Regions from separate parts of the Homo sapiens genome. Here regions 1 and 2 are each linked to region 3. Evidence: chromatin loops called from intact Hi-C (ENCODE). Cell type or tissue: Calu3. All regions are shown on one strand. Links, peaks and the distances in the headings refer to the core of each region. The heading gives the core; the rest is flanking DNA. Region 1 overlaps FSTL5 (follistatin like 5). Region 2 overlaps FSTL5 (follistatin like 5). Region 3 holds the start of FSTL5 (follistatin like 5).

The links. Hi-C counts contacts between places; a loop is a spot of excess contacts. Peaks named below come from ENCODE experiments on the same cell type or tissue, not always from the same donor. Only the 100,000 strongest peaks of a DNase experiment are listed, where the experiment ranks them.
Region 1: it touches region 3 in a loop (2.2-fold over the local background); 3 of 110 quality-filtered maps call a loop at or near these places.
Region 2: a loop joins it to region 3, with 4 times the contacts of the local background. A loop is called at or near these places in 13 of 110 quality-filtered maps.

Annotation. Positions count from the first base shown.
Region 1 is chr4:161,958,861-161,970,288 of GRCh38, reverse strand. All of the region lies in intron 3 of FSTL5 (follistatin like 5), which reads left to right. Among named protein-coding and RNA genes, the nearest start is that of FSTL5-AS1, 58 kb to the left of the region's middle. In Calu3, for the core only: no CTCF peak of the experiment used is centred there; no DNase peak of the experiment used is centred there.
Region 2 is chr4:161,559,303-161,570,730 of GRCh38, reverse strand. The region is part of intron 8 of FSTL5 (follistatin like 5); the gene reads left to right. Among named protein-coding and RNA genes, the nearest start is that of FSTL5-AS1, 460 kb to the left of the region's middle. In Calu3, for the core only: no CTCF peak of the experiment used is centred there; no DNase peak of the experiment used is centred there.
Region 3 is chr4:162,158,219-162,169,646 of GRCh38, reverse strand. FSTL5 (follistatin like 5) reads left to right here and starts at 5,647. Exons shown (of 16, transcript NM_020116.5): 1 at 5,647-6,032. RefSeq lists an enhancer at 5,384-5,493. In Calu3, for the core only: no CTCF peak of the experiment used is centred there; no DNase peak of the experiment used is centred there.

The sequences.
Region 1 (11,428 bases), core at 1,600-9,599, 200 kb after region 3:
ATATAGAATGAGTCCTGTGATTTTAAATCCTTAGCGTTTTAAAATCTGTCTCTACCTTTTCATTCCTACTTAAATGATCTTACCTCAGGTCCTCATTACCTTCATCTGGACTATTTTGATAGTGGAAACAAGGCTTTAATTTCACTCTTTTTTCCTGAAAGACACCTTCTACATTATTGTAAGTGTTCTTAAACAAATCAATCAAAACATTACATAATTTTCCTTAATGAGAAACTTAGTGACTCCCCATCAAATCCAGTTCGATTTTTTTAGCCCAGAACACAAGGGTCTGGTCCTCACCAACCTCTTTAGCTCATACCCTTTCACCCTCTGCATCGAATCCCACACACAGTAATACTAAAATAACTGCATTTTTCAAACATACACCATATTTTTTATCTTCTCAAATCCTCATTTCCTCTGCCTATATTATTATTATCATCCCTCATTTCTTATTTACCTTTTTAAATTCATTTTTTTAAAGATTGGGGTCACAAATTGGTTCCTCCAAAAAAAGGTTCTTATTCATCCTAACTTCTGTTTCTTCTATTTCCCTGCAGCATACCACAATACATCTATATTAGCAGGTTTGATCTTTCTCATTTGCACAGGAAATACGTGTGGATTATACAACTGGTTGCATTTCATATCCAGTGGAATACAGGATGAGTTCGTTTTTGTTTTAGTATTTTGAGATATATTTTGTATCACTGTATTTTTTTTCTTTGGAACTAACTTCCCAGACAGGTGGAAATGTGATAACTTGATTTTTTTTCCAAAACCAAATACCTAAATTGGTATTTTGATCTCTCTATCTTTTCTAACAAATTCTGCTATTTATTTTTGCACATCTAATTCTTTTACATGGTTCTATAGATAGATCGCTGCTCTCGCCTATATTGTCTTAATTTGCACTTTTTGTTTCCCAAAAATGTTGAAAATCAGATAAACCAGATAAAATATGTTATTTTCAACACTTGGGTGGATAAAATCACTTGAGAGATGTAGGGAAAGGAAATAGTAAAGTAATGGAGACAGTATGAATTAAACGTACTTGTCTATACTTAGTAGATCATATGACAGAAGAGATAAATCAACTAATAACTGTACTCTCTACCAAAACTAAATATGGAGTGCGTTTTTCTTTTTCACATCTAGGTAGGGTATATAATTCCAAAAAATAAAGCCCCTCCAACCTGTACAGTGGAATCCAGTCAATGCGGTAAAAACTTTCATGGCCAGGTCATCAGTTCATGGCCCTTGGAAATTTCTTTGAATAGGGACAAGGCCTTGGGCATGTGTGTGTGTGTGTGTGTGTGCTTATGTGAGTGTGTGTGTGTGTGTGTGTGTGTGTATGTCTGTGTCTTGGGTGGTAGTAGCAGACATAATAATCATCTTTGCTTCTTAAGGTCTTTTATGACAAGAGGTATTCTCCTGTCTTTTAATGTCCAAAAAGATGAATAAGTTGAGGCTAAAGTGACCATATTTGGCTCAATATAAACCAAATATTAACTTTGAATAATCAAGATGTTTGCGACAATCTTGACTGGCAATATGTGGTGTTACTTGTCACAACAGGTGTTCAAACATACATGGAATTATTGCTTGGCTAGGATACTGTTGAGGAGATTAAAATATATCAAAGGAATGGTTGTTTTAGAACATCTCTGGGATCCCTTCTAACCTCCAGGTTACCAAATTTTTAAAATATCTTCTTCCAAATGTCTAGTTTAAATATTAAATGGTGGAGTTCTGTCCTATTTTTCTTCTATGATAAAAATAACATTTTATATTTCTCCATATAAGAATGTGCTCTACTGCATATAAAAGTAATGCAGTTATTTGATTTATAAATCAAAACTGCTTTTCAACTCTGTGTGTTTTTATCTCTTTTATAGACATAGTTATCACAAAGATAAGGATGACTTTTTTTTTAAAGACATTGCATTTATATTGTCCATGTGTATTTAATTTTATTCACTTAACTAATAATGAAGACATATTTCTCTTTCAACCAATTTTGTTTTCTAACATTCTTCTGCCAAACACTGAATTTTGCATGTATTATATCATTCAGAACAAATTTCCTTGTATTTCACATTCAGAACAATATGTTTTACAGATGAGGAAATTGATGTGTGGCAAAATAAACTGATTACTAATAGTTGCAAAGTTAATAAGTGAAGGACCAGAGTATTTAACAAAGTCAGAAATACACCAAAGCTCTTCTTCTAAACAACTATAATCTATTTAAAATAAACAAATTAAAAAAAAAGAAAATACACAAGTATTTATTTTCTTTTTGAAATATCTTTAAGTGCAGAAGATGTTAAAGGCAAACTCCTGGGGGAAATTATCTAGTTTATTTTCAACACAAAATATTATCACTTTCAAGATTTGTTTGTAAGTTATATTGAGACATTTCTTTAATTATGATATTTGAGATTCCTCAGTCAGCATTTTAATCACTTTTATTAGCTTGAAAACATAAAATATGTGAACTTTTATTTTAAATAAATAATACAGAAAGCTCTTTAAACCTACTAATATCAATGATAAATGACTTTAGAAAGAAAAGCCAATTTATTCTACAGAAACTATCACTCCAAATTAATAGTTTCAGAGAATGTTTTTGTCTGCACCTAATTTTCAGAATACTTTCAATATAACAAAAAAGATAGGTTTTAGGTTATCTTTACATCATTTAACAAATCAACAACTTACAAAGTTATTTCATATTATTGAATATTTTTCTCTTTTCCTTAAATCTAGGCACTATCCTTTTTAAACTTTCCTCTTCATAAAGTTTTGTTTTGTTTTGCTTATTATTATTTTTTAATTTTCATCCTTTTTTACCTTTCTTTTCTTCTTTTAATTTTTTTCTATTTTTGTGGTTTTCTTTTGTATCTGTTTTTTGTTGAGTAAAATATTGGTTCTTTTGAAGGTTTAGGAAGATAGGCTGTTTTCTTGTTTCTTGCTCAATAAACCTTCCAGATGAGTCAAAGAAAATTTTGTAAAGTGGAGTTTCTCAACAATACTCAACAGGAATATGTCAAACCCTTCATCAGCTGTGCCTCTGGACAATTTTAAGATGATGTAACAAGGTGACTATCTCAGGTAAACTAAACTAAAATTAAAATTTTTATCAAATTGTGATATCTGAGTAACGTTGTAAAATTTTATTTTTATGAAACAGTTTTTTTTTTTTTGTGAAACAGAAATCCCATATCATTTAATTAGTTAACTTTATGGTGAGAGGTTTACCAGGCTCGTTATGTCTAAGTTGTGACTAAGTCCATCTTGCGTAAAATATGTTCACTGTAAAAGATTGAGGTTTTTTTTGTATTTAAAGCGAAGTTGGTCATTAATTCGAGTTAACTAAAGCATGATTTGAGAAAGATGGAATAGATATACCCAAGTAGAATCATGAGGGCAAGATTAAGGAAGTGTCTCCATGTTTGTTTGCTAGGGCTACCATAACAAAATACCAAAGATGAGGTGACTTAAACAACAGAAATTTGTTTCTCACAGTTCTGGATGTTTGAAGTCCAAGATGGACGTGTCAGCAGGGCTGGTTCCTTCTGAGGGCAGCGAGAGAAGGGTCTGTTTCAGACCTCTCTCCTTGCTTAACAGATGGCCATGTTTTCTCTGTGTCTTCACATCAGGATGATGTGCACATTATTTTTTATGTACATTATTGTGTTCAAATATATTCTCATAAGAACGCCAATCATATAGGATTAGCATCTATTCTAGACCTCAAAGTAACTTTATCATCTCTGTAAAGACCCTATCTCCAAATACAATCACCTTCTCAATCCTGGGGTTTTGTATACTTCACATTTGAGGAATGCAATTCAGCCAATAATAGGCTTTTTAATAGAAATTTCCTTAAGTGTCCATGAAAATGTCTCACAGAAGATTTCCTGAGTAATTCGTTTAGTGTTTTTTTAATAGTTAGCTGTACTAAGTAAGAATTTAGTGAAACTGAAAATAGACAGCTAGAAATCAACAAAATCAGGATGGGTGGTCTGCAATTGTAGAGTTCCAAGCCAAGCTTCAGTATGAACTGAAATTTAGGTTCCACAACCTCACTTACTTGCTCATGCCTTAGTAAGAAACTAACAATGAATTAAACAATATACATTGTTTTCTTACTATAACTCTGTGTTTCTTACCATACGACTTCATTGCAGCCAAGTTGTCTTTGTGGCAATAAGAAACTTGTATATATAAACAAACTCAGATATTCTCACACAAAATTAGAAATTTATACACATATTCATACATACTATGATGTACTAAGTCCCAGCTGTTTTAAATATCATCTATCTTACCTGGATAGTCAATAGTCCTTAAGTTTATAAGCTAAGTATGTAGGAACTTTATAAACCATGACAGATTACCCATACTCTACTGGTAAATGGTGAAAAGAGAAAAATTCCAAGGAATTTGGTTGAATTTCTAAAACACTTTACAATGGGACACTAACAGAAAATGACAATCCCTGCCGTCTTCTCACCAATTAAGTGCCTCAGCCCAGCACAGCATGAACAAGGGCCCAGTGAGCACTATGCCAGCAGTAAACAAGTTGTGATTTATCACTTTTTTATACATTTAAATATCCTGTCTAAGGATAACAGGAAGAAAATAAACCAAAATATGATAGCTTCCACTGTAGATTTGTAGGTCACAGTCCTTCCTGGTTCATTTCTACTAGACATGAAAACCCATGTGTTAAGTCAAATTCCATGAGCTCTTCCTGGAAACTCTCTGCCACCACATAGTTTACTAACACTAAATACTTAAATGAATAAATGATTACATCAAAAGTAAAAGATAGGAGACACAGATCAATTGTCACCCTTTCTCTAGTCCAGGCAAAAATTTCACTTACTTTTCCAAGGGGAAGACACCAAAACTCTTTGAGCCTGTCTTGGGCTTCTTCCAAAGTGGGGTTGCTGGATGATACATGTCCATAAGATGTAGAAGGGGTACAAACATTCTCTAGTCCTATTAATTTGGATAACTTGTAAAAGTGTCCAGAGAGTGGTCAGGTGCTGGAGATTTTGAAAAGAATTTTAAAACAGGTCATGGATATTGAAAGGAAGTTTAGGTCAAACATTGGAGATATAAAGGTATAATAAAACTTCAGTATTCACATGAATAAATATATGCTTTAGGAAAAATATTGAAAACAATTAATGTATGCTTACGAATTATCAGTTCCCTTTTAGCTGTAATGATGCTTTAGGGAAATCTTAATAGTTTTATATCAACTCTAGGTCCTTTCTTGATAATTAGGTAAGCATTATCTTGCTCTAGAATAAAGTAAAGTAATGGAATGATAAACCAACAATTAAGGAGAGTCTAATGTGTTATAAATAAATTATTATACTTTTCAAGAAGCTCAGGAAAAAGTAAATAAGGAATTGTGACCATATGTGTTGTAAAATTAGAAAATGTTTTATTCCAAAATGTAATGGTTACATATAGAAGCCAAAAATCATGTTTCATAAATTTCTGCTACTATCATGCTGCGTCCTAGAAGGCAAACACAGGAAACTATTAATATTTATAGACTAAGAATGAAGCAAACATTATAAATTAAATACGACCTGTTTTCATGAAAGAACACCATAAACCGACCAAAAATCTGATAGTTGATTTCCTATGGTAACAGAAAAAGAAAAGCCATGGTCTTTAAAATAGTTAACCTTTGATATTAAATCTCCCACTCCGCTATATTAAAAAAGCTTGAGATTTTCTGAAGTAAATAATAAGCAACTAATCCCTGTTATTTCTGCTAAAACTCTGTATTCTTCAACATAATGTAGCCTCATTGCACTATGTGATTTTGAAAGGAAAATTTTTAAGATTCTACATGGTAATTTGTAAACCATGTTTAAGGAGCTGCTGCACCGCTCTATGGAGTCTAATAGATAATTTGACAAATTGATTGTTAATTAAATAATCTAAAACCAGTATCATCGAGCTGAAGTGTGAAGATGTCATTTTCTGCTAGAGGTTAAATCTGAGTGGAAATTTTCCACCTCAGGCAGATGACTGCCAATCCAGAACATACTCTCAGAGACATTCTTAATATTACAATAAAAGCCACCTCAATTTAGTGTCTTTATTTATTATCCGTCATATTTCAGGATCACATCAGAATTCAGTAGAGGCTCAAATCATCACAAGTATGAATAGCTAGTATTTAGCATTCATAAAGCCTGAATAAATCTAGAGAAAAAAGGGTATTACTTAAAATTACTTTTTATTATATTATCTGAAATCCTTTGTTCCAGTAATTCAATTCTGTATATAACCTCAGAATTCATGGAGATATATTCCTAAATGTAAGTACTCTTATAAGATCACTATTACAATCAGTTTCTGAAGTATTTTCATAGATTCAGAAATTACTCAGATCACTTCTCAGTGTATTTTACAATTACACATGTATCAAGCATGAGCAGGAAAGATGCCTTCTTAATTTGTTTGGCACAGCATAGTGTCATATTTATACTTATCCAAGGCCATTAAGTGGTAATCATAAGTATGTACATTATGTTGAAAGCAGTAATAGTTGGGCAAACTTTTGTAAAAGAGAAATCTTTTATAACTCTTTGTACTGAATTGCATCAATTACTCAGAAAAGATCAGAGTTATTAAAAGTGAAGAGTACATAGAAGCATACAGGTTAAAGAAATCCCATATTTTTTGTTATGATTTTCTTTGTTTATATGAGTGTTCGGTCACGGTCTTGAGTCTCTTAAAATCTGAGATATATTAGAGGAAAATCACATTATCTGTGATACAGGAACCAAGGTTACTGTAGTATTTCAGTTGCAGCAACCATTATGCACAATAGATAACCTTGCAATTGAAGAAACTAGGTAAGAATGCTTTAATTGCTTTGATTTATATTTTTAAAACTTCAAAACCAACTTCTTAAAAATACTCATCTTGTAACTATATACAATATGTGAGGAATTTAAAAATATATTATTTTAATAAAGAACATTTCTGTGTCTTAAGAACAAGTCTACATAAACTTGCTAGAACAAAGAAATTATTTCATAGATATTTTGAATCAAATTACAAGAAAGTGAAAAAAAAGCAGTAACTGTTTTCCATGGTATTCTTATTTTGCCAGGTGTTTTGCATAGTATTTAACTTACATATTTTATTTAAATTTATAGCAAATCTGTGAGCTCTTGTATACTTCCTATATTAGTTGTAAGTTTGAGCTAAACAAAATACAGCTAGCAAGTGGCAAAGCTGGAATTCAAAGTTAGTTCTGACCCCAAAGCTTGTGCTTAGAGGTCTGGTTGGAAGAAAGGAAGAATGGATTCTGCTGTGAAAATCATGAATCTAGCATATGAAATTTTTATATTAATTTTCCTCATCTACAAAATGAATGTATTTAAATTAGTCCTTACAGTGTCTTCAGAAATAAAAGTTCTTTAGTTCTATGAACATGCCTGAAACTTCAATTAGTAATTATATAGTGGCTTAAAGAGTATTAAGAGCTAAGTTAATAAGCTTTCTCAGTGGCAAAATTATACTTAATTCATGGTGCCTGCCCTAAAGGAACTTAAAAGACAGGGCATCAACTTATGAAAATTAAATGACAGATCAACACTAAAGATAGTAATAGAAGATGCTATCATACAATGCCTATAATTCCATTTTCAAATGAGCAATGCGGGCTCATTAATACTCCGAGGAATTAAAAAAAAAAGAATCACAGATATATTAGCAGCAACTACAAAAAAAAATACTCTGAGGAAGTACTATTGTTCTCAAGTTCATAGCAAGGTATCAATTAGAGGGTTCCAGATGGTTACGATAGAAGAAAAGTGATTTGCAGATGTCACAACAAGAACCATCTTGGCTAAAGTAGCAAACAGAGATGATTTTCCAATTCGTATCAAAATAATTATACATTGAGAGCCATGCAAGTTTCTGAGACAAAATAATTGAAAAGGTAACCAGAACAATACTCTTATAGCACTGACAATCTTACTAATGTTTATATAAATAGTCAAAATGTAAATCTGGACCTTTCTTAATACTAACATATTAAATAATACTAGGAATAATTATTAAATGTGATAATAGAGTAGAAAAATACTTAATACTTTATTAGATTGTACTCATATTTAATATTCCTGCAAGTGCTTGGGAGTCAATTTTTATGAAATAAAAATTATTTTTAACAAATTATAATAGTTATACAACATTATGTGATATTAATATAGCTATAATAATATGGTCAACACATAATATATTTGCATATGTCAAAATAATTGATAGATAACTAATCTGCTTAAATTTACATAGATTTATCCATTTGAGTTCATAAAACACATTTCATAATTTCAATATCTTCTTTCTAATTGTTTGTTATCATAGCTTTTGGTCATGTAATACATATAAGGACATTGATACAATTCAAATCAACTCAAGTTGGTAGAAGTTAGAACATTTAAATGATTATTCAGGTATTAACTAGGATTTATAATTTTTAAAAATCTAACACCAAATTTTCAACTTCGGAGAAATTGATATTGTTCTTTTTTTTCTATGGAGAAATCTATTGCTAACAGTAAGTTTTTGGATTAAATGGAGAATGTCTAATTTTAAAGAATTCCAATTTATTATGAAGTGATGTTTAATATAAAGAAAGAATGCTCTTCAGAGCTCAATTATTTATATATCTATGCATATATATGTATATGTATATATATATATATATTTTTCTAGAGTAATGTGATGTATATAACATTATTTGATTACTAATTACTTCTTTGGGACCAAGTATACCAGTTCAGTTAGTCATAATGCAGTGATATTTAACATTTTAAGATAAACCGGGCATGGGGGTCCTTGCCTGCAATCCCAGCAACACAAGTGCCTGAGGTGGGAGGATCAGTAGAGACTAGACGTTGGAGACCAGCCTGGGCAACTTAGGGAGACATCGTCTCTACAAACACAAACAAACAAAACTTAGCAAGGTGCAGTGGGCACACCTGTGGTCCCAGCTACTAGGGAGACTGGAGTGAGAGGATCAGTTGAGCCCCATAGTTCAAGGGTACAGAGACAGTGTCATTGCACTCCAGTGTGGGTGACAGAGAAGCCCTCATCTCTTTAAAAAGAAAGAAAGAAAGATATAATCGAAGTTATCTATTCTCAAATTTGCTCTTCTTTTGAGAATAAATATCTAAATAAAACAAATTTAAAGCATATTTAATTAAAATAGTATAAATTAAATTTCTTAAATGGTTATATTTAATGAGATATATATTTAGGATGAGAATTTAAATTTTAAAGTTTTCATATTCACTTACAAAGGAACTCATTGCATTTCCTGATTTATTTTCGTTATGGCTCTTGACTCTTCTAAATCCTGACTTGTTAGTTTATTTTTCCTATTTCTATCTGATCCTTTTGAGGTAATTATTATTTTAAAGTGTCTTCTTTGGGTCTCCTTACTATTTTAATGCTATCAGACTTGTATTGGTGGAAAACAGCTTAAAAGTTTTCACTTCTGTTATGAAATAAATAGTAAGTATTGACATAAGTAAATCAAAACTATAGTTAAGAAATTTGAAATAAATTATTGTAAAACAATAATGAAATATATCAAATTTAACATAAGTTGTTTTTAGCCAGTTATATAATATAAATGTTTCTACATAACAAGCAAACATATTGCATATCAACTAGACACATCTTAGTACTCTATAATTTGGTAAGATTTATGCATATAATTTCATTGGTTACAATTATATTAAAATGGCCAGGCGTGGTGGCTCACACCTGTAATCCCAGCACCCAGCACTTTGGGAGGCCAAGGCAGGCAGATCATCTGAGGTCAGGAGTTTGAGACCAGCCTGACCAACATGGTGAAGCCTCATCTCTACTAAAAATATATTTAAAAAAAAAATTAGCTGGGCATGGTGCCACATGCCTATAATCCTAGCTACTTGGAAGACTGAGGCAGGAGAATCTCTTGAACCTGGGAGGTGGAGGTTGCAGTGAGTCGAGATTGTGCCATTGTACTCCAGCCTGGGCAACAAGAGCGAAACTCCATCTCAAAAAAAAAAAAAAAAAAAAATTACATTAAAATTCTGGTTTTCTTAATCTGTTTATTGATTTTCAGCATAGGAATAAATATTGAAAAAGCAAACAAGCTAATTAAACAGTTAAGTTCTGAACTTATTTTTATTTAATAACATTGTATAGATAATAAGCATGTATCTACCTTATTTTGCTCGAATTGGTGTTTCAACATGATTTTAGTTTGAGGTCTGAAAATGCTTTGAAATACTTGCTATGTCTTGACAGGAATAGGAGAAGCCAGAATTGGTCTTTTGTGCAAACTGCTCCCAGAATGTAAATTTGAAGCATAGTTCATTCTTCTAGACAACCAAGACACCACTTAGTAAATTACTGTTTGTATTAAAGGCTAATTCAATAGCACACCTCTGAATTAGCTTTCTCAGATGTCCAATTCTCACCCAATAAATTGTAAAGCACAGAACTCTAGAGAGCAGAAACATTATTAACACAACAATGTCTAAAAAAATCTGCATACCAAGAAACATCTCTAGTCTAAATATATAATACTTCTCACACATACGTTACTTTTCATTCATGTAGTTTAAAATTGCTTATATTATTAAAATATATTAATTTAAAAGCATGACTAAATGTCCTGCTATCATTACCATTATCTCAATTAGCTGTTATTAGAACTTCTGTTATGTAAGAGCTCTACAGTTTTAACATGAAAATGTAGTCATTATACATTAATTCATTAGAAACTATTTACCTAAAGCATATGTAACTATCTGAGGTAACAAATTACGCTGAGTGATGTTAGCTGTAAGACTTTATTTTGGTACTATAAAATAAAAAATAACATCCTAAAATTAGCATGTTATACCTATGTTAAGACATGGGAAATATGTATCTTAAATCAATAAAATAAATATATGTCTTTGAAAGTTATAAAATTTTGCTCATCGTAACACAATAAATGTTCTTGTCACCTTTTATGTAATAATGATTTTACAATAAGAAAATGTCAAACTCTATTAAACATGGAATATATTCTTTCTCCTAACCAAAACAACTAAAATGTCAGGATAAGGTACTTAAAACATATGTTAAGACATCAGGTATCAAGGAACAATGGACAGTGATCCCTAAGAAACATGCAATCATCAATATGAGACCTATGCTTGCCCCAGGTCATTGACGGGGAAATTTCAGACTATAACATAAGAAGAAGAATCCTAGAAAGAGCACAACAGTCTCCCTGAATTGAAGAGATAGAACTGAGAATCTAGGAAGGCTAAGGCTGCAGTTCAAAGGACAAAATACTGGAAAGGAGAGTACTACACAGCAAAAAATA
Region 2 (11,428 bases), core at 2,208-10,207, 600 kb after region 3:
AGATGCCATGAGAATTTTAGTGTTCTTTGTCTTTCTTACACAATTTTATCTACGATGTTTGTAAACACTTGATAAAGATCTCTGAACTATTAGGAATTTTTCTTAATTATTTTTATTTTTATGTGTCCCCAACTTCATGCTTATGAAGTCAAGTCACATCCCTCCTCTACTTAAAATCCCATTGGCTCCCAATGTCTCTCAGATTAAAAGCCAGACTTTGAATCCCCTAAATAACCGTAAATGTTCTGATTTCTCAGTTTTTGTGGTATCTTCCTACCCTATTTCTCTTTCCTTTTCAGAAAAGAAAGTGTAATCCAGCTGCATTCAATGTACACTTCCTTTTGGACCTTATACATAACAAACATTTACACTTGGCTGTTTCCCCTGCCCAGAAGATTCTTCGCCAGATCTCCATAAGTCTCAGTTTCAAACTCTTTCAACTCTGCTTAAATGTCACATTTTCAATGAAGCTTACCCAGACTACACTATTTAAAATTTTAACTATGCCCCCACCTGCTCTTCACTCACTCACTGTCCTGCCCAGTCTTCTCCACAGCACAGTTTTTTCACCTTCTACAAAACTGCACATAGCCTAAAATACTCTACACACTACTTTTCTTCCTGTATTAATGTCTTTGAAATAAGGATACATTCCACTGTATTGTTACAAAAAAACAAGGGTATATATTAAAGAGGCAGCATTTTTAAATGTACATGAGTAGATGAATAGATGTTTCTCATTAGCTCCTGGTTCTGGAAAGCTTTGACGTATCCATTCTTTCTCCTCCCTCCCTGAGGTTTTTCATGTTCTTCTGTTGTTAGATTGCTAGGCCCCAACTCAGGTTTTATTCACTAGACAACTAAAACATTTCTTCATTGTCTAAGGATACTGTCCTTAAAAGAATTTAGTCCTTAGAGCCACAATGTGGGGTGTGTGTGTGTGTGTGTGTGTGTGTGTGTGTGTGTGTGTGTTTGTGTGTTGGACTTAAAGATCTCATTTTCCTTTTCATATCTGGCTGCTGTGTCCTCCAAGATGTCCTCTTAAATAAACTTTATCCAGCATAATCAGTCTTTCTTCCTCTATTTTCCTTTCATTTTCTACTATTTATGTTGTGATGGAAAATCAAAGGTATATGTTTTCAAACCACTTCAGTTGCTACTTGGTATCTTGAGCAAACCCAATTCTCAGAGACAGTGGAGGAACAGAAATGTAATTGCTGTCTTAGGCTTTAAGTTGGCAACACCTCCTTTGAGTTGTTTTTCTACCCCACCCTTGAAATTGATTTCTCTAAAATAAGACACTTTTTTCTTGGTGTAATGGTTTGAGACATTCCTTGGCTTAATGGTGGCCTTCACAACTTCCATGATGTAATTCTGGTATTTGAAACAGGTAACCCTTGGGCCCAGATCTTGGATACCAAGAAATGTTTATGGCAGCCATGGCTTTTTACTTTGTATTTGTTCATTAATTGCTCATGCTTGTAATCCTAGCACTTTGGGAGGCCAAGGAGGGAACATTGAGGCTAGTTTGATACCAGCCTAAGTAACATAGTGAGATCTCATCTCCACTAAAAATTATCCAGGCATGGTAATGCACACGTATGTTTTTGTAGTCTCAGATACTAAGGAGGCTTGAGCCCAGGAGGTTGAGGGTGTAATGAAATATAATACAATATATAATCTTTCTTTGGGTGAAGACACATTGTAGAAAGCCATGATAAGAAAATACATAAATAACAGAACTGGGGTACTTGCTACCTTTGAACAAGCCTCTCTTTATAGAAAGTTAACCCTGCAAGATTCCTTCTATATAACTAAAGACAGTACATGTAATTTTGTTAGTCAGTTTAGTACTGCTTAACTATAGCTGCTATTAATAATTTAGAGTAATAACCTATATTTGTGCTTTGTATTACTAATGGAAATTAGCTGCCTATGCATTAGGTAAACAACAACAACAAAAAAACTGCTTACAGACCTGGTTAAGAAACATAGCAAAAGCCATTTACTGATACATAAAATAACTTATCTCTGCCTTAGCCTTGATTTTTAAACCAGGCCAAACTTGATCTGTGTAATTCAAAGCTGAATAATGACAGCTCCTACATAGGGTGACCTGCTTCCTAATGTGTATATTTGTTAGACATAACTCTGCCTGCATAAACACAGCTATTCATTTATGGGGAAAACTTACCCAATAGGATAACATTAAATTATGCCATATTTAGTAAAGCTTAAGACCCAAAGCCACCTGCGGAGGCTGCAGCATATAAAAGCTAACTTCCCTACTGTAAAGAAGATCAGCTCTAAGGCATATACCATCAGGGCTAAGTTACCCGCTGAAGCTATTTCAAAAGCTTTGATTCTTCCTGGTGTTACTGTGTCAACTGCACTTTATTCTTTGTAAGTTTCTAGAGCGTTCTCAAAGCATCAGATGTTGCACATATAGGAGATCGGTAAAGAACACCACTCTCTTCTTCCTCCTGATCCTTGTCTTCAGAACCAATTAAGAGAAAGATGCAATAGTGATTGACATAAAGGACAAAATATTACCTGCATTGTGGGTAAAGCTGCCTAGAGAAGGTGGTTGAGATATATGGCAAATATGGACTCCAAAATTTGCCAAGTCATGGGCGTCGCTGGGCAACCCTAGACTTCAGCACACGGAGACAGAGCCAACACTGCTGATCTCGTATTGCCAAGAGAGCAGAATAGAATGCATCCTCTTTTCAGGCAGATCCAACACATGAGAAAGGATGAGTTCCATGTGCTCAATCTTTCTAAAAACACACCAAGCCAATGATTCTTTCCTCTTCCTACTTTGACCAAATGGGAAGATCGTTTTAGAAATTAAGTTAGCAATAAAACAGAACATCATTTTAAGGGTTGAAGGGAGAAACAGTCCTCTACATGAATCAAAGACGTGTAGATTCTCTTGTTTATAGGAGCAAATCTCAGATAGGTGACTCATTCTCAGATACTATTATTTTTTATTCACCTATGATTGACTTAGACTTAAATTCATTCAGCTAGAATTCTTTTACATAGGTAATTGAATGTACTGCATCTTGTTTTTGATATTACAAAGTTGTTTTCTTCATAAAATTATAATCTGGTTATATCTACACATAGATATTTAAATTAGCATGATATGGTTTACTGGACTAGGAGTGATATATCATAGATTACTTCTATGTATACAAGTACTGGGTAATGTTACAAAATGCTCATGAGGTGGCCAGCACTTAAAAAACAGTATAATGACTAATTAATGTAATGACACTTGTATAACAAGAGAGTGGAAAGAAGGTTAATGTGATAATGAGGCTTATTTGATCTTAAAGATTTAACATGAGGGCACTCTCAAGATAGCTTAATTAGATTTTAAGCACCTTTTGCAATTTGCATGTGTACTTGTTAATCCATATGTTTTAAAAATAAATTTTATTTTATTTAAATTAATGAATTTATCTAATCTCTTTCTCTGTGTTGTTTTACTGCTAGATGCTTTCTCAGATCTTTATTGTGTGTAATTTATGATTATTTCTTCCATATTATGTTTAAATTGTAGTTCAATTTAAAATAGTACAATGACATTTCTAAAGTTCAAAACAATAGCTTCAGATGGTTCGGGCAGTGATCACAAGTTATGACTGGAATTATCTAATTAGTCTTTATGTTATTTAGCATACTTTATTGTATCATGTAATACATAGTAAATTTGATTTCATTCATTGACATCTGTGTCATTTTTAAACTTGACCAAATGGGAAGAATGTTTTAGAAATTAACAGTAAAACAGAGCATCATACGTAATAGTAATTCAGAAAATAATTTGCTGCCTCTGGTGCACTGGGAAAATATAGAATACATTTTCACATGCTATACCTAGGCTTTTATGAGTTCTCCAGATTAATACCTTTTAACGCTTTTCTTATACTTATGAGTAATTATTATAATTCATTTCCTTGATTTTTGCTACTCCCTCCTTCCCTCCATGAGATACGAAAATATGTTAGTCATCACTAATCATCAGGGAAATGCAAATCAAAACCACAATGAGATACCATCTCACACCAGTTAGAATGGCCTTTGTTAAAAAGTCTAAAAACAACAGATGCTGGCAAGGCTGCAGAGACAGGAATACTTACGAACTGCTGGTGGGAATGTCAATTAGTACAGCCACTGTGGAGAACAGTTTGGCGATTTCTCAAAAAACTAAAACTTGAACTACCATTCAATCCAGAGATTCCATTACTGGGCATATACCCAAGAGAAAATAAATTGTTTTTTCAAACGATATATGCAGCCCTATGTTCATTACAGCACTATTCACAATAGTAAAGATGTGGAATCAATCTAGGTGCCCATCAACTGTGTATTGGATAAAGAAAATGCGGTACATATACACCATAGAATACTATGCTTAGCTTCCACTTATAAGTAAAAACATGTGGTATTTGTTTTCCATTTCTGAGTTACTTCACTTAGGATAATTGCTTACAGTTCCATCCAAATTGCTGCAAAAGACATTATTATGTGTGTTTTTTTTTAATGGCTGAGGAGCATTCCACGGTGTGTGTGTGTGTGTGTGTATATATATATATATATATATATATATATATATATAGTCCAAAAAAAAAGAAAAAAACAATAGATGTTGGCACAAATGCAGTGAAAAGTGAACACTTATACACTGTTGGTAGGAATGTACATTAGTACAACCTCTATGGAAAACTGTGGCGATTTCTCAAAGAACTAAATGTAGATCTATCATTCAACCCAGCAATCCTACTCCTACATATATACCCAAAGAAAAACAGGTCATCATATAAAAAAGACATCTGCACACATATGTTCACCATAACACAATTCACAATTGCAAAGATATGGAACCAATCTAAGTGTCCATCAACCAATGAAGAGATAAAGAAAATATCATATATATGTGTGTGTGTGTGTGTGTGTGTGTGTGTGTGTGTGTGTGTCTCAAGTTATACTACGTTCACAAGAAGGAAATCAGCACTCAGGCTAATCTTATAACAGAATAGGTTAACAATTAAGTGTTTTCATGCCATAGCAAAGATATTTTTCTGACCCACATGGGATTTTTGACATTTAAGTGGCGGGCAAACAGCAAGCTTTTGCATATTGCAAAAGGAAAACAGCCTGAAAAGGTACCAAGATTTCATTTCTGGCCTGCTTAAATTTTCTTTTAATAATCAAGACTGCCACTTGTGTAAGATAAATAATTATATATGAGGATCAGAGAGAAAAATGTGTTAATGCAACTAGCATTTTTTCCCTCAAAAACATATATATGTATTTATTTCAATATATTTATTGAGATTACATTAAGTTTATGTGGATTTCCATTTACTTGACATTTACTAAGCAAACCTACTTCTAAGAATTTAATGCCAGTCAAACATTTCATATTAATCAAATGCAAAAAGATGTTCTTATGGCTAATTATAATAAATATGATGATGATGATGATGATGATAGGCAAGATATGTCAAATGAATCCCAGAAATCTGTATAGATTGGAGGGCTTTGATTAGTTTTCTGTTAATACGGAGGTCTGAGAGGCACTTATGAATTCTTTGCTTTCGGCCCCACATTTTCAGCTAACACAAATCATTTTAAGTAAACTTTGCCAGAGGATAAGTAGAAGGTTCCCTGTACTGTGGCTTCTATGATAGTGATTTGGGAGTGTGTTTTATAACAAAATACATATAATTTTGTGCATCATATAGTTTTATAAAATATTATCAATAGAAAATATATCATTTGTGACTATCAGTGTTCTATCACTATTATAGATAATTTATGCTATTGAATTGGAAGTTTCCTCCAGCTCATTTTTTGATTTAACACCAGTGAATTTTAGAATAAAAACAAATAGTATGCAAGCAGAACACCTAGTGATAACACCACTCCTGACACCCGCAATAGGCATCTCCCCTACAAATGCTACTCTGAGTTAGAAGGCATTAAATAATAATAATAATTATGTCTTTGGAAGTATCTAAAAGTTTATAAATAATAAAAATGCATTTAACAGTAATTATCATGTATTAATAAAAGATTAAAGATTATAAGTATCATTTTGAAAGTGAATATTTACAGGTGATACATTACTATGTCAAGGAAATAGTAAATTGTTTATTGAAAGCAAATTTTTAGGAATAAAAATTAATAAATTAATTATATGAGTTAATTAAATAAATTATATTAGTTATCAATTAATATATTTCAGCAAATATTGTTATATTTTAGCAAAACATATGGTAAATAGTAGTGCCATCTATTGATAAAACTGAAAACTGCAGTTTCTCCTTAAGAAAACACTTTTATATATATATATAGGAATACAATTCCAAAGCTAATGATTCCTTATTGTTATGGCTATTATTATTTTATTATAGGATCAGGTCATATACTGGAACTGTGTTAAAAATGTTTGTGTGTGTACTTGCATGTGTACATATATATGTACACATGCATATATACACATGCATAATTTATAATTTGATGGTTCTGATAATATACATCAAGTATTGTTGTAGAATTAATTAGGCTGGCTGAGATTTATCTGAATAATGTAAATTTGAATACAAATATATTATTCACTCTGAAGAAAATTAATATCAAATGTTTATAAAATGTCTAGACAATAAATTTCAATGTGGATGAGGGGCATAGTTTTATTTTTATTCCTTTTATTATAATATGCAGATAATATTTTAACGCATAAGCATTTACATATCTTCTTTTTAGCACCCTACTATGACAATTTTTGTGTTGTTTTTTCTTTTCATTTTGGCTTAATTACATGTAGTAAGGCGCTACTACTTAGAAAACTTTCAAAACAGGTTGGCACTTCTAACCAATTTAGATTATAGTAATGTTATTCCCAATAATTCTAAATTATACAATAACTTTTCCAAATTTGCCTTAGTATAACTGACAAGAACAATATGTGCACTTTCTGGCCAAATTGTTGGGGAGAAATAAGACTACAGAAAAGATAGCAGTAGAGAGCAGTGGTAATATCCATTGACTGCTACGGGGTGATTAGATTATTTGTTGCAGGGACATATATGCCACAACATTAATAGGTACCATGGAGGAAGCAGTAAGATTGACAAAAGCAGAAATAATAATAAAGAAGCACAGCCTAAATAGTGAGGCACAAAAATGGAGGCTGACATGAATTAGAGCCAACTTTGAAGTACAATGACCACTATCAAACAAAGCCCAGGAAAATAACGGATGGTCAGAATGTGGAGAATTTGGAGCCCTATTCACTATAAGTGGAAATGTAAAATATTAGCACTTCTGTAGAAAACAGTATATTCATTTCTAAAAAAATAGCAATAGAATTGCCATACGATAAAGCAGTTCCACTTCTGGATATATAGCCAGAAGTTTTCAAAATAAGATCTCAAAGTAATATTTTTACACCCATATTCATAAGAGTATTATTTACAATAGCTAAAATATGGAAGCAACCCAAGTGTTTGTTGATAGATAAATGGAGAAGTAAAATGTGGTATGTCCATAAAATATGTTTCCAGTTAGGGTGAGTCATATTTAATATTGTTCACGGTTTGGAAGGCAGAAAGAAATGAAAAGCCACTTTTGAATGCGGGGACACAGCCACCATGTGACCTTGTAGCCCACACATGTTGATGCTAATCTAGGGCTCATGTTGTTGTTACATCCTTCAGACTTAAAAAGGAAGACCATTATGCAATATGCTACAACATGTATGAACCTGGAGGACATTATGCTAAGTGAAATAAGCCAACTACAAAATGATAAATATTGTATAATTCTATGTATATGAGGTACTTTCAGGAGTCTAAAATCATAGAGGCAAAAAGTAGTTATTGTGTAGTAGTTATGGAATTTCAACAGCAAGAGTTATGGAGATGAGTGATAGTGATGGTTGCACATTATGAATGTGTTTAACACCACTGCACTGTATACTTAAAAGCAGTAACAGGGTACATTTTATATTATGGGTATTTTGCCACAATAAACAAGGTTGAAAAAAATCAAATAGATCTGCATACACTAGCAATGACCAATCAAAAAAACAATATTAGGAAAAAAAACCATTTATATTAGTATCAAAAAATAGGTAATTAAGAGTAAACTTAACCAAATAAGCAGAAGACTTTTATACTGAAAGCCAAATTATAAATTATAGAAGAATTATAGAAATAAATTATAGAAGACCTAAATCAATGGAAAAACATACTATGTTGATAAATTTCAATACTTAATTTTATTAAGATGGCAATACTCCCCAAATTGATGGGCAGATTCAGTGCAGTTTCTATGAAAATCACAGCTGTCAGAAATTGACAGGCTAATCCTAAAATTTATGAGGAAATTCAAAGGATCTGGAATTGTCAAAATCATCCTGCGTGTGAAGAACAAACCTGGGGAACTCACACTTCCCAATTTCAAAACTTCCTACAAAGTGACAGTAATGATAGTGGTGTGATACTGACACAGCATAGACATAGATCAATAGAACAAAACTGAAAGAATTAGAGGAGGGAAAATGAACGTCCAGTGGGGAAGAGCAAGAAAAATTGCAAAACCATGAGCATGAACTGGAGTCCATGAGATTGGCTTAGTACCCATGTCCATTCTCATCGCCTCCACTCTCAGTAAGGTGGGTGTCCTGAGATTCTGGCTCTCATTGGACAGAACCAGATGCATGCCATGCCCAGGAATTGGCAAAGCTGAGGGAAAGTGGAACACTTGCAGACTGTTGTTCCACACCTACAACACGTGCCTTAGCTTTGCAACAATGTGTGTGGGCTACAAGGTTACATAGTGACTGTGCCCCAGCACTCAAAGTGACTTTAATTTTTCTTCTGCCCTCCAAACTTTGAACAAAATTAAATATGACCCACCCTAAGTGGAAATGTAGAAGAAAAAGAATTCTGGGGAATATAGTTCAGCCTAGCCAAGTTGAGACATTTACAAGCTACTATTATTTTTTGCTTTTTCTTCACACTAATGAAAACATACTGTATACACTTTTCTTTCTTTTTTTTTGCCTTGTTATTATTGTTCAGTTTTTTGAGCTACAATTTTTACCCCATTAAATTCCCTGTTAAAGTGCGCAATTTAGTGTTTTTTGGAATATCCTCAGAGTTTTACAATCCTCACCACTATCTTAACTCGATAACATTTTCACCAAACCAAAAAATAACCCAGAGCCAATTAACAGCCACCAGGCATTCATCTCAAACCATGCAGTTCCTGGAAATCACTAATCTACTCTCTCTTTCTGTGGATTTACCTATTCTCTCACTTTCCATTTATCTTCCCATTTTGACTGCCAGTTCTGTGAACTTCAAGCTCCAAAATCAGACAGGAAGATAAGAGTCTTACAGAGATACTTTTTCCAGCTCCTGCAGTTGAATTCTGTAAGGTCAAATTCCTGTAACAAATATTTATCTGTCTATCATCTATCTATCTATGTATCTATCTATCTATCTATCTATCATCTAAAATACAGTTATGCACTGCACAACAACATTTCTGTCAATGATGAACCACATGTAAGATAGTGGTCTTATAAGTTTATAATGGAGCTGAAATATTCCTATTCCCTAGGGACGTCGTAGCTATTGTAATGTCACAGTACAATGCATTACTCACATCTGTGGTGATGCTGGTGTAAAAATTCTACTGTGCTACCAGTAATACAAATGTATGGCATATACAATTATGTATACTACATAATACTTGATAATAATAATAATAAATGACTATGTTACTGGCTTATATGTTTACTACGCATTTTAGTGTCATTTTAGAGTGTACTTCCTCTATTAATTAAAAAAATGTTAACGGTAAAACAGCCTTAGGCAGGTAGTTCAGTAGGTATTCTAGAAGAAGGCATTGTTGTCACAGGAGATGACAACTCCATGTGTGTTATTGCCCCTGAAAGACCTTCCAGTGAGACAAGACGTGGAGGCGGAAGACAGTGATATAGATAAAGACAGGACCTACACAGGTCCCCTGACCCTGTGTAGGGCTCAACTAATGTGTGAGTTTGTGTCTTAATTTTTAACAAAAATGTTTAAAAAGGAAAAATTAAAATTAAAAAATTGTATAAACAGAAAAAAAATCTTATAAAATAAAAATATAAAAAATTTGTACATTTGTACAATGTATATTTGAAGCTAAGTGTTATTACAGAGTCAAAAAGTTGAAAAAATTAAAAAGCTTAAAAAGTAACAAAGTTACAGTAAGCTAAGGAAAATTTATTATTGAAGAAAGAAAGTTTTTTTATAAATCTAATATAGCCTGAGTGTTCAGTGTTTATAGTGTACAGTGGTGTATAATAATGTCTTAGGCCTCTATATTCACTCACCACATACTCACTGACTCAGCAACATCTCATCCTATAAGCTTCATTCGTGGTAAGTGCGCTATACAGGAGTACCATCTTTTATATTATATCTTACTTTTACTTCACCTTTTATATGTTTAGATATATAAATACCATCATGCTACAATTGTCTACAGCAGGGGTGTCCAATCTTTTGGCTTCCCTGGGCCACAATGGAAGAAGAATTGTCTTGGGCCACATATAAACTACACTAACACTAATGATGGCTGATGAGCTAAAAGAAAAAAAAATCACACCAAGAAAACTCATAATGTTTTAAGAAAGTTTACAAATTTGTGTTGGGCTGCATTGAAAGCTGTCTTGGGTTGCATGTGGCCTGGGGGCTACAGGTTGGACAAGCTTGGCCTGCAGTATTCAGTACAGTAAGATACTGCACAGGTTTGTGGCCTGGGAGCTATATTGGCTATACCATATAGCTTAGGTGTGTAAATAGGCTATAGCATCTGGGTTTGTGTAATTACAGAATGAGCTTCCCATGGTGACAACATCACCTACCAATACATTTCTCAGAACGTAGCACCTTCATTAAGTAAGGCATGAACACATTTTACATGCATATGATATATATATTATGCATAATTATATTTATAAGTTTATACATAAAATCTCCTTCAAAATGCATGAGAAACCATTAACAGTTTGCTTACAGGAATTAATTTGCTTACAGGAAGAGAGAGAAGTAGAAAACAGTAAGATAGAAATGAGAGGGAGACTTTTCACAGTGTACTTTTTGTATGTTTTAGCTTTTCAACCATGTGAATGCATTGTCTGTTCAAAAATAATGAAATTAGAAGTGACAATTTTAAAACTAAAATGTACATTTGAAAAGTGGAAAGAGTAGAGGATGAATGAAGAGATAAAGGACAATGAAGAAAAGTAAGAAAAAAAGAAGAGGAAAGAGAGAAGAAATAGAAGGAGAAAGCAAAGGAGAAGAAAGAACAAGGAGGAGGATGGAAGGAAATAGAAGGAAACAGCAGT
Region 3 (11,428 bases), core at 1,283-9,282:
GTGGCGGGCACCTGTAGTCCCAGCTACTCTGGAGGCTGAGGCAGGAGAATGGCGTGAACCCGGGAGGCGGAGCTTGCAGTGAGCTGAGATCGCGCCACTGCACTCCAGCCTGGGCGACAGAGCGAGACTCCATTTCAAAAAAACAAAACAAAACAAAACAAAAATTCAGAAGTGTAAGTAAAATGGTGACGGCAACTAATATGAACAGGGACATTAGATTCTAAAAAATAATTAACATACATTTTTTAGATGTTGAAATAGCTGATATCGAAACGCTTTTAAGACCAACTCCCATACCATATGTGTTTTATGCATTTGCTTAATACTTTAAATTCAACAATAGATATTACAGATTTCCAACATAAATCTATTCATCAGCAGCACGTATTGTAATCATTGTGGGCAAATATATAACTCAAGTTGTGAGAACTGAAATTCTCATATGCAATACCAACATAGGCCAATAGATGCCCTAAGAGCTCTCTTAAACACAAGCACTCTAAGAACGTAAGTTGTCTGTCTGAGCATCAGCAAGTCTCATGCTTTTTTTTTTTAAAGTTCAATTAAGAAATAGCATCATAGTTTTAGATTCCAAAGAATCTTAATATTACCGAACTTTAAACTGCCTCACGAAGTACTAATTTCTATTCTATTAAAGTAATAGAAAAAAGAAAGGAAAACTCAATGAATTGATTTAAAAATCTATTAATACAATGAAGGTAACAATATATCTGATTCACATAATTGATTATTTCTAATTTTATAAATGCAGCCAACAATATTATTTATTACTGTGGTACATAAATGTAATTCTAGGGTTAATTTAATCACAGAAGCAGATCAGATTGTGTTGTAAAGTATTTCTTGAATTAGCTGATACTTTTAGGGTTTCCTGCTTTTACTATAATTTCAATTTTTTTTCTACAATATTGCTATTAGTATAGGGTACTTAAAGGCTTATTAATGGATGATATTTTAATTATGGTTACTACTTCTAGATTTTTTTAACACCGAAGTTAATTCATAGAAAATAAAGGATACTTAAATATGTTTGTTATATAAATCTAGCAAAATAAAACTATGTTCTTATCTCGCCAAGTTTAGTTTATAAAAAATTACATTCAGATGCTTTTTCCTAAGCCAAGGAAAAAATGATTTACTTATAGGTTTATGTCCACATTTAACATCCCTAAGGAGGATAGCTCAAATTGTGAAGATACATAGCTCTATAATAACAATTTTTAATTCTTATTTAATTATACTTACTAAATTTTTAAATCAATTCATCATTTCAATCTATACTTTTATAGAGCAATATTTTTTGAATCCATTCATATGAGCTCGAAAACTCTGTGCATTGACACGTTGATAGATGCTTGCTCTTATTGAAAGTTAATTCCCATTGTTTACTAGTGTGGGAAAATCAAACATTTTTACCAAGCCAAAACAGAAAGGCAAAATACAGCTTTAGGGGGAAACTCATAGCAGTATTACTTGGAAAGCAGGATGAGGGTGTCTGTGAAGTTGACAACTAAATAAAAAAAATACGAAAATGCATAAAAACTAGAATAGTTAACACAAACCTGAGTCTGCTAAATCTGTATGTTAATGTTCATTCCCCATGATGTGGCTATATAAAGAGCGGGTTTTAATTCCCTTCAATTGAGAAGATGAAACTTATAACATTAATAATCTATATTTATCATGGAGAATAAAATAGGTTTATTTGGCTTTGCACCCTCAGCATTCATGGTACATCCTTTGATTATGCAGTGGTTCTTTAAGTGGCCAGTTACTATAATTCTGAGTTCATTTTGACCCCAAATTATTGATGACAATGAGCAAATCTTTTATTTAAGGCCAAACCTAGGTTTCTGTATTAAATGTGGTAGGTTTCAGCTTTCCAGTTAAGCAGCATTTATTAAACCATGTTCTGTCTTTCTCCAATTAATATTACCTCAATAAATATTGATATCAAACAATTTCTTAAACCTATAACTTTTATTCATACTATACATTTATCCAGGTTCTTGTAGAATTTAAGAAGCCTGTTTACACAGTGAGAATTAAAGTTTATATGTGCATTAATCTGATAATTTGAGGGGTAGAATAGCAAAAAGTTATAGTCAGCTTTTAGCCAGTATTTCTGAAAAAGTCCGCCACTCCTTTATGAAATGTGCCATTTTGATGGTGGATTTATAATTACAAATGATAAAAATTGTCTCTCTTAGTGTATCTTTCTGTGTGTTAATGTAAATACTAGCAAGAAAAGACCTTTCACAGTAGTCTTGATTAAATTTAACAATCTTATCCAAAGCCACCAAAATGCCTATGCTATGATATATAATAGAGAAAATGAAAAACAACATAATCTCAATTTTAACATATATTGAGATTTCAAATAATTCCAATGAAACTAATTGAGATTTAAAATTAAACTGATATAATCTCATGAAAATTGTAATTGCTGCTTAGATAAAATACGTGTGTGTGCATAATGAAATAGTGTTCTTTAATTTGCGGGTTTATTTATTAGTAGTGAGTTTTTAATTCATATATCTTAAATTTTATTTCCATAATTTTAAGAAAACATATTTGAAAATTCTCTTTAGTATATCCTACCCACATAAACACACACACACACACACACACACATGCACACATATAAATTTGTTTAAGGTCACAATTTGGAATTAGCTAAGAAATTTAATATAAATATATTGTGTCAATATTTCTTTCAATAACAAAATACTGTATTTAAATGCCCTTTACCACAGTAGACATATACCTAATAGACATTTTAAATAGAACATTACAATGAAATAAAACATATGTGGAGAGCACAAAAGGGCCCAAGGGAGCAAGAGATAGAAAGTAAGAAAGTAATGGAAGTAAAGAAGATGCCATATATATATATATATATATATATATATATATATATATATATATGCTCTTTTTTGTGTATATGCTGTTTGTATTTATATATGCTCTTTCTTTCTATTATATATTTTTATATATATGCTCTTTCTTTTTAACCTTTTTATAGTGATTCCAAATTATATATATATATAAAATAGGTTGAAGTCTAATATAAAATTACAGAATGACAAGCATGTAATGAATTTTGGAGATAACAGGATAACCTATATATTTTACAAATGATGTGTGTGATGAAAAGGTTTAAATAACTTGCCCTCAGTCACATTGCCATTTAGGACAGTACAAAACCAAGAATCCGCTAGGAGGATATTCTCAATGCTTTTCTGCATGTATTCATCTTTGTTCATGCTTCCCAAAATAGCTCTTTTCCTTTTTTTTTCTTTTCTTTCTTTCTTTCTTCTGTCCCTCTTTTTAAAGACAGTGAAAAAATGAGAAAATGATTTGGCTTTCCTTTCCATCTTTCAAAGGAAGGTTTGTTTTCTAGTTTTATTCCCTCAGGTTTTTCAATAATATTATGACTGCTTTAATTGAATTCATAGTCCAAAACATTATGATCACTGGAGTAAACTGAAAAATTATGTCCATTATACAAACAACATAGGTCTTGGTGGAATTTTATAAGCATACATCATGTACTCTCTATATTGCTAAAGTGAACTATCAAGATTTCTCTGACATTTCAGCACATTGGCATGAAGCAGACCAAAGTGTGCTATGCGATGTTCCCAAAAGAAGCATATCATGTGCGCCGTAGCCAGCCTAAGTTCAAGTTATACAGTTGGCTCCATTGTAATTGTAATTGTGCAACACCCATCTGCCCCCACAGATCATCTTTCCTGACATATCATGGTGTCTGCCACCTTTATTAAAATGACTTTGGGAATTGAAGAACTCATAATACATGCATGTATGGGTATATCTGTGCAAAAAGTCATGGCACTTGACACTTACAAATGCAAAATCAGTAGTTGTCTGAGAAAACAAAAACATTGCAGATTACCCAAAATGCAAAACTTGTAGTCAAGGTGTGTTGGAGAAATAGTACTGGGGATTGTACGTTCAGAAAAGAAATGGGCAATTTCTGGAATAAAGCCATAGAGAAAGTTTTATGTGGGTGTGAATCAGAATAAAAAAATGTTCCTTCCCTCAAGCAAAAACACCATAGTTTTTTCCTCTGTTATTTCTTCTTTTTTAAGTAACTAGAAAGAAGCAGTTTGGGGGTATGGGTCCACAAAGTAAATAGACTTCCTCAAATAACTTCTTAATATTAGAGAAAATAAAATGCATTATTTTTCCTGATGGGGAAATAAGTAAGTGTATTCCTTTGATTAGAGTCCCTGAAAAATGCTTGTGAGTGGATCCAGTGCTAGATGATATCAGACTCCTGGCATATGATGACACATATCAGTGTGTATGCATTCTGATGGAAAGCAATGTGTGAAATGCTATGACATTATTTGAATAAACAACCTTTTTTATTAAACATGCTTTATCCAACTTAAGAAAATTTAAGCTTAGTTTTAGATACCCACTTCTCTGTCCAAGTAAGTCATGATAGCTGTAGGTGGGACATGTGCATGGAATGTGAATAATCACCCTTCTGGATGATTGATTGCTTCAGTTCACTGAAAGTGTTTGTTTACAAGTTTAAGCAGTCTGTGGAATTTGGCATGACAGGCCCCCTTTCTCTTGCCTTCAAGGAGGCTAGAGCTTCACTGGGACAAGAAATATCACAAATACTGAGAGAATTGCTAAAGGCTATGTAAAGCTTCCAGCATAGCCCATCTTTCATAGAAATATTGATATAGTAGACATAATAAATATTGCATAACCTTCATAATTTTGGCAGTGGAAGTTGAAGCTGATAACTTTCACTTTTTATTATTTAATTTTTTTCCCTCTGGAATCTCCAAGTCTATACAGTTTGAGGATTTGTTTAAATCATGAGAATGAATAAGGAAGGTTCTGTAGGTTTTATAGGAACGCATATGAAGTATAATATATACTATGGAGCACTCGTATTTTTTTTCCTTAAGATTCTGTTTAGAAATGATGGTTAGCGCTGCAAGCTTTCACGTTTTCTCTCAGTGCTCAGAATTTTTTTTTTTTTCTTCCAGGCAAGTTTCTGCAGCAGCGACTCCCTCCAGAGGCTCCGTGAACCGAGGGAAGGGAGTAGGAACACCAAATACGGATCCGTTCAAATAACCAAATGGCAGGGAGAGGCAGCAAAGTTTGGGCAGGAAGATGAAAAGGATTGGAGATGTTTTCAAGAATGGTTGAATAGATTCATTCTATTTCTCCGTCTCCTCCCCACCCGCCTCCCACTCGGTCCTCTCCGTGCTCCACTGCCCCCTCTCTCCGCCCCGTCTTCCTTCCAGAGCTGTGCCCGCAGCGATCTTAGAGTGCGCAGAAACGGCAGTCCCCGCGAAGGCAAAGGCTCCAGCACCGTCAAAGCGTTTAGTTTCTACTGGACTGGTTGAGAATACATCCTGAAGTCCAAAGATGCCCACGCTGACGTTAAGCCTGAATTTTGTTGCCCCGATTGCCGCAGCTGACTCTAGCAGAAGCCCAGTCAAGGGGGCGGCCCCTCACCTCTCGGCGAGTTGATATGCAAAATAGTTACGTCAGATGGTGGGGGCGGGGCACCCCCGGGTTGAGTGGCAGCAGCTCCTGCCTAGGGAGGAGGAGCGAGAATCAGCCTGGTTCAGTGACTGAGACAAACTGGAGGTGAAAGGAGCTGGTACTGTCCACTGTGCTGTCGGTGCTGAACCTGAGACGCGAGCGGACCAGTTGCTCCAGCACCTGAAGGCAACGCCCTCTTGCACCCTCTGTGCCCTGTGGGACCCGCTTCACCAACAGGACCCATATCAACTTGACAAAGGAGTGTGGTATCGGACGTGGGAGAGAGTCCTCTGTTTGCCACCTGGGCGCTCATTCAGGCGTGACTTTGGAGATTTCTATAGTTTTAGACCAAACTATTTTTTTTTCCCCAGCTAAGACGATCTTTTGAGAGTTTTTTTTTTTTATTGTGATTTATATTTCCACAGCGTTTAGGAATCTTTCTGGGGGACTTTTGTGACTGTTAAAATAAGGTAAGAAAAATAATATTGTTATAAATGATTACAAGTGGGGGAGAAATACAGACTGCCATACAAAAATTTAAAAACAAGTTATGCTTATTTTTATAATTTGAAACTGGACTTTTGGCAATGATTACAAAAATATTTTAATAATTACTATTATTATTATTATTATTATTATTATTATTACAAGACAATCTGTTAGTGATTATGCACTAAATTCTAGAGGGGAAGTTGAGAGCTTTGCTTTTTGTGAAGTTGATGTCATTATGTTATATCTTGCTTTATAAATATAAATATTTTAGAGCAATACTTTCAGCAGGGTTCAAAGGATAGGAACCATTCCAGGAAACCCCCCAAATATATTAGCAAATGATGTTAAATAAATCAACCAACAAGTTGTTTAGAACAAATATAATCAAATAATTATTTGAATGGACTAGTCTCTGGTTAATCATCAATATTATTCCTATATCTAAAGCATAGACTTCAAAGTGCAGAGCTCTCTTAACATTTTTTGGAAGGGAGGAGGTAGGTATAGAAACATTTACATCATGCTGGGTCCATTTAGATGTGTTGTTATGCAGTAGATCCAAATAAAACTTGTGAAACTCAGTCTCTGAGCATTCCACACCCCAAGGTCATGTGTATTTCCAAGTTGGGGGCTGTTTGTTCTGCTGTTGACTAGCAAATGTCATCCCCTTGCAACCCCCTCAGGTTAGAGGTGGATGTAAATGGGAAGTTCTGATTTAATAATACAGTATTCGCTTGTATTATAGTCGCTTGTGCTGTTGGTAATTGAATGGAACTGGGAAGTGTGGGCTGAGAAAATGTCTCACTATTTCAGCAATGTTTAACCTCTTGCATGCTTAACAGAGAGCTTTTCTTTACTTAGAAGAATTTTCTTTTGAAGCTATGTTCCTTTTATCAATTGGCAGTGTGTTCTGAGTGTGTACAGAGAAAGAATTCAGTGTGGAAAACGACTGAACAATACTTCTCATAGTGAGCAATTATTAAATGATAGAAGTTATCCTGTGCTCTTTGTATTTCTTATTACTATTCATGACTTTGACAGGTGTGATGGTTTGCCTGATAAATGGAATTGTGGTCTCTCATTTATGTCATTTAGTAACATTAGATTAAGTATAAATGATGCCTGGAAAAGGACGGGGGTGGGGGATATTTCCTTTACATTCCAGAGAGAGAGAGTTTAGGTTGCAAGTAGATGTCCAATATTAATAGGAATGAGTTAAATATAAAGCTGTTTCGTACTTAATAAGTATTATTCAACTGAATAGAGCTATGCTTTTCAGCAGGCGTACACTAAGTTAGGTTTAAATATTTGTATATTTTAAAATATAAAATTTCTACTCTAGTTGCATTAGAGTTACTAGGATGAAGTTTAGCTTTAGAATTTTATGATTTAAACTAAATCCTCTAGGTAGAGATTTTTCATTGTATTTACTACACAGCCCTACAAGAGAGTGATTGTCACAAGCAATGCATATTGTTGCAAATACTAAAGGTCAAATGTAAATCTTTTGAAGTTGTTCACATGTTTTACCCTAAACAGATATTCTTTGTAGGATTCATGTCAGTCATGTGATCTTAAATTAAATATTCATACAAATTTTGAAAGCCTGGATTGGGTAGAGGGGCAAAAAAGAATATATAAAACACTGAGCTAGGAAGTTTATACAACATAATCTCCTTTAAATACACAGAGAATCATTCTTTCCACTACAAATTTTGAAATGTTCTTGTTAAAACTAATTATGTTGGTATAAATATTTAGGCTGTGAAATTTCTAACAGAATTATGGCTTATTTTATTTTCAATTTTATTTATTATCTTGAAACATGAATACATATCTTAATTTTATAACTTATTTGAAAGGCATACTATATATAAACATTATATTTACTCAAAATGTACCTAAGTGTGTCATTGACTTCCATTTGCACAAAGTTTTCCAAGATGTATGTCTTTATTCAAGTATAAATATTTACCTTGAACTACCAATATCTGGAATTCTTTAAGATGAAATTTAATGTTTCATCTAACAATAACATATTTAAACACTGAAGTCAAACTATGCTACTGGCAATAATAACCAAAGGTTGACTCAGTGAGATTGCAAATGTAAAACATTAGCTGCATTTTTTTTTCTGATTTTTCTACACTTTTAGCTTTTGCATCTTAGTCCTGAAATAAGGTAAAATTAGATTCCCATCATAAGCCCAAATTTAGCATATAGGGGACACTACTTAAATGCAGAATAACATTTCCACTGAAACTAATCAAATTGCCAACTTTGAAGACACTTATGAAAGATATTCAAATGTGGTGGCCCCTTATTAAGTCTTTGATCCACAAAGAAATGACCGTATTTTGGAGTTACAATGAATTCATGTAAAATGTAAAGGATTATTCAGTAACACAACACTGGATGTCTTGTTAAGACATTAACTCATTTCATTACAGACACACTGCAAATATATACAGCACCGTTTGCAGAAAAGTGATGAACTTCATAAAGTCTACAGAAAATTATCAAAATAATTTAATTATATATTACATGACGTGCTCAATTTGTCTTTTTAAATTGTTTCTCAACCTCTTGAGGGTTATCGATCAAACTAAAAATTGAGTCAAAAATGAAATTTATAGATAGATTATTTCTTCTTACAAATAAAATGCATTCCTGTTTATGTTTTGTGAGATTTAAGATAAGGGTGAATCAATTTGGAATTTTTATTATCAAGGCTGTATATTGCTTGCTTGCTTTTTTTTTGTTTTGTTTTGTTTTCTAGTTACTAACATGGGCGATAGAAAAATACAAGTCATAATAAATCTGAAATACTCTAAAAAGTTTGAAAAAAATAAAAATACCTTTTAAAATAATATTTAAGAAGTTATTTGCCTAATAATTTGGATAGTTTTCTTTGAATAATGACCATTTAAAAATAATATTTAAAGCTCATTTATCAATAAGACCCAAAGGCCTTGAATGACATCTTTCTATTAGTTCTTCATATTTGCCCAAAATTGACATAGTATCTCTCGTATTTTTTACTACTTAATATATTATGAAGCTCAAAAGACTCTTGTGAACTAATAAACTAGAAAAAAATATTTCCTGTTGTTAGAGTAGTTCTAAGAGTCAAGTGACCAATTATCCTTTACCAAACAGAGTTAATCACCTTCTGCTTCAACGCCTCCAAAATCTTTTGGGTATATCCTACTTTAGGTTAGCTGTAGAATCCCTTGTGGAAATATCCTAATTTTCCAATTAAATTGGTAACCATACAGTAAAGCAATTAGTCCCCCTGTGTTTTAAATCACCTTAGTATTGATGAATTGATATTATTATAATGGATGGGACCATGTTTTGATAAACTCAGAGTTCCAATGGGTTTTCTGAAAGAGGATGAATTAAATAATAGTATAAGTAATTGAGACAATTAGAATGTATATACGTGTGTATGAATTTATGTGTGTACATATATATTTACACATATATGTATATACACATATATATGTAAATTCTACTCTAGAATAAACATGCAAGGGCATGGCCTAGAACATGCAAGTTAAAGACATGCTAGCTATTACAAAATAATTTAGATAATAAGCTGTAATACAATATATAACTTTTAATGGCAATTTTGTCTTCTAATTACTGTTATTTTTTATTTCGGCTAGAATGCTTGTGCACATACCAGTTTTTTTGGCATTAAAATGACATTTAGAACCTCTCATGCTGATTGGCAAGGCAAGGAACAATTGAAAATGAATATTTGCCAGGAATAAAAAACAAAATGGATGTGTGCATAATGAAGAGTTTATAGCACCACATTAATTATTTAAAAATATGAGTTCTGATAAAGGATTTGGAAATTACAATCTATAAAAGTAAAACATCAAGTTTACTTCCTACAAATCTTCAGATAATAAGCCATGCACCTCTGTAGAACACAGCCTGGATATCCCTGCGCATAACATATTTTTATTCCTTGTGTACTAATGTTTTCACACATAAATGTGGTAAAATAAGAGAACAGCTTCACTCTGAACTTTCTTGGTTTAAAATCAAGTAATTAATATTAATTTAATGTGGCTTTTGGTATTAAATTACATACATCTCTAAAGCAAAGTGGTTGCTTAGTGAGTTCATTTGTATGTCAATACATAGAATATTATTTCAACTCATAACTAGTTCATTGCACAAGTAACAATTCCAAAGCAAAAGATTTAAAAATACTTCTTCATTGAGTTGTATTTAAATATACATTGTAATAGAGAAACTTACTTTACTGATGTATTTTCTCTGTGAATGTAGCACCAAGGTAGCAATTAAGACATACATACAGTAGCAATTAAAACATACACACCTGAACTATATTCCCCAAAGATGATGATGAAATGGAAATAATTTACCTTTTGTAGTTGGACCACTAGATATTGTTTTTTTGTCTCTTGAGTTATTATTATTTTTAAAATTCCAAAACCCTAAAAGTAAATGTCCTTACATGAAAACACAAATGCCTACCTGCCCTCTGTAGTTACATGTCCCTTTTCTCAAAGCCACAGCAATTGCTGTGACTCTACTGTCAATCAGACTCTGAGCTGCCTCACTTAGGATTATGGAATCTGGCTCTTCATATTTCTAAAGAAAAAGAAGCAGTGAGTTGGTACTAGTAAAGACATTTGTTGCTTCATAATGGAGTGTCTATTGGTATCATTTGGTCTTTGATCCTGAATTTGCTTTTTCATCTGGGAAAAGGAATAAGATAGACATAGATACCATTCAAAATATTAATAGGTATTCATATATATTTTATTGATATCAGGCCATAAACCCATATTAAGTAATGTAACATTTGCATGGCTTTGTAAAGATTGATACTATTGAATTCTTAATTACTCATATGAATATAAGAAAGCAGAAATTCACATCAAATCTCCATACCACTGTATCCTATGGTCACACAACTAGGAATAGATGAATTAGGGAATCAAACCAAGTTTACATGTCTAGTACCTCTATTTAGGTCAAAAGTCCAGTAACTAGCTATATCATTTTCAAAACTAATCATTTTTACTATGATAATCTCTTTACTATATGTAAATGCCTCTTATTATTTCCCCAAGACTATTCCTTAATTATTAAGTCATTGAAATTATTTTATAGCGTATATTCTTTAGTATACACACTTTAGAATACATAATACCAAAGACCTTAAGGGGTTTTCCCTCTGTATTTAATGTTATAAAGATGCTACATTAATTGACCTCATAGAATATTCAAAATTTTAGCAGCAGCCAGTGTTTCCCTTGGTGCCTCAAACAGCATAAGAAACAACAGAATAGAGTAGATAATGTTTCCTAGGAGTTCAAGTTGTTTT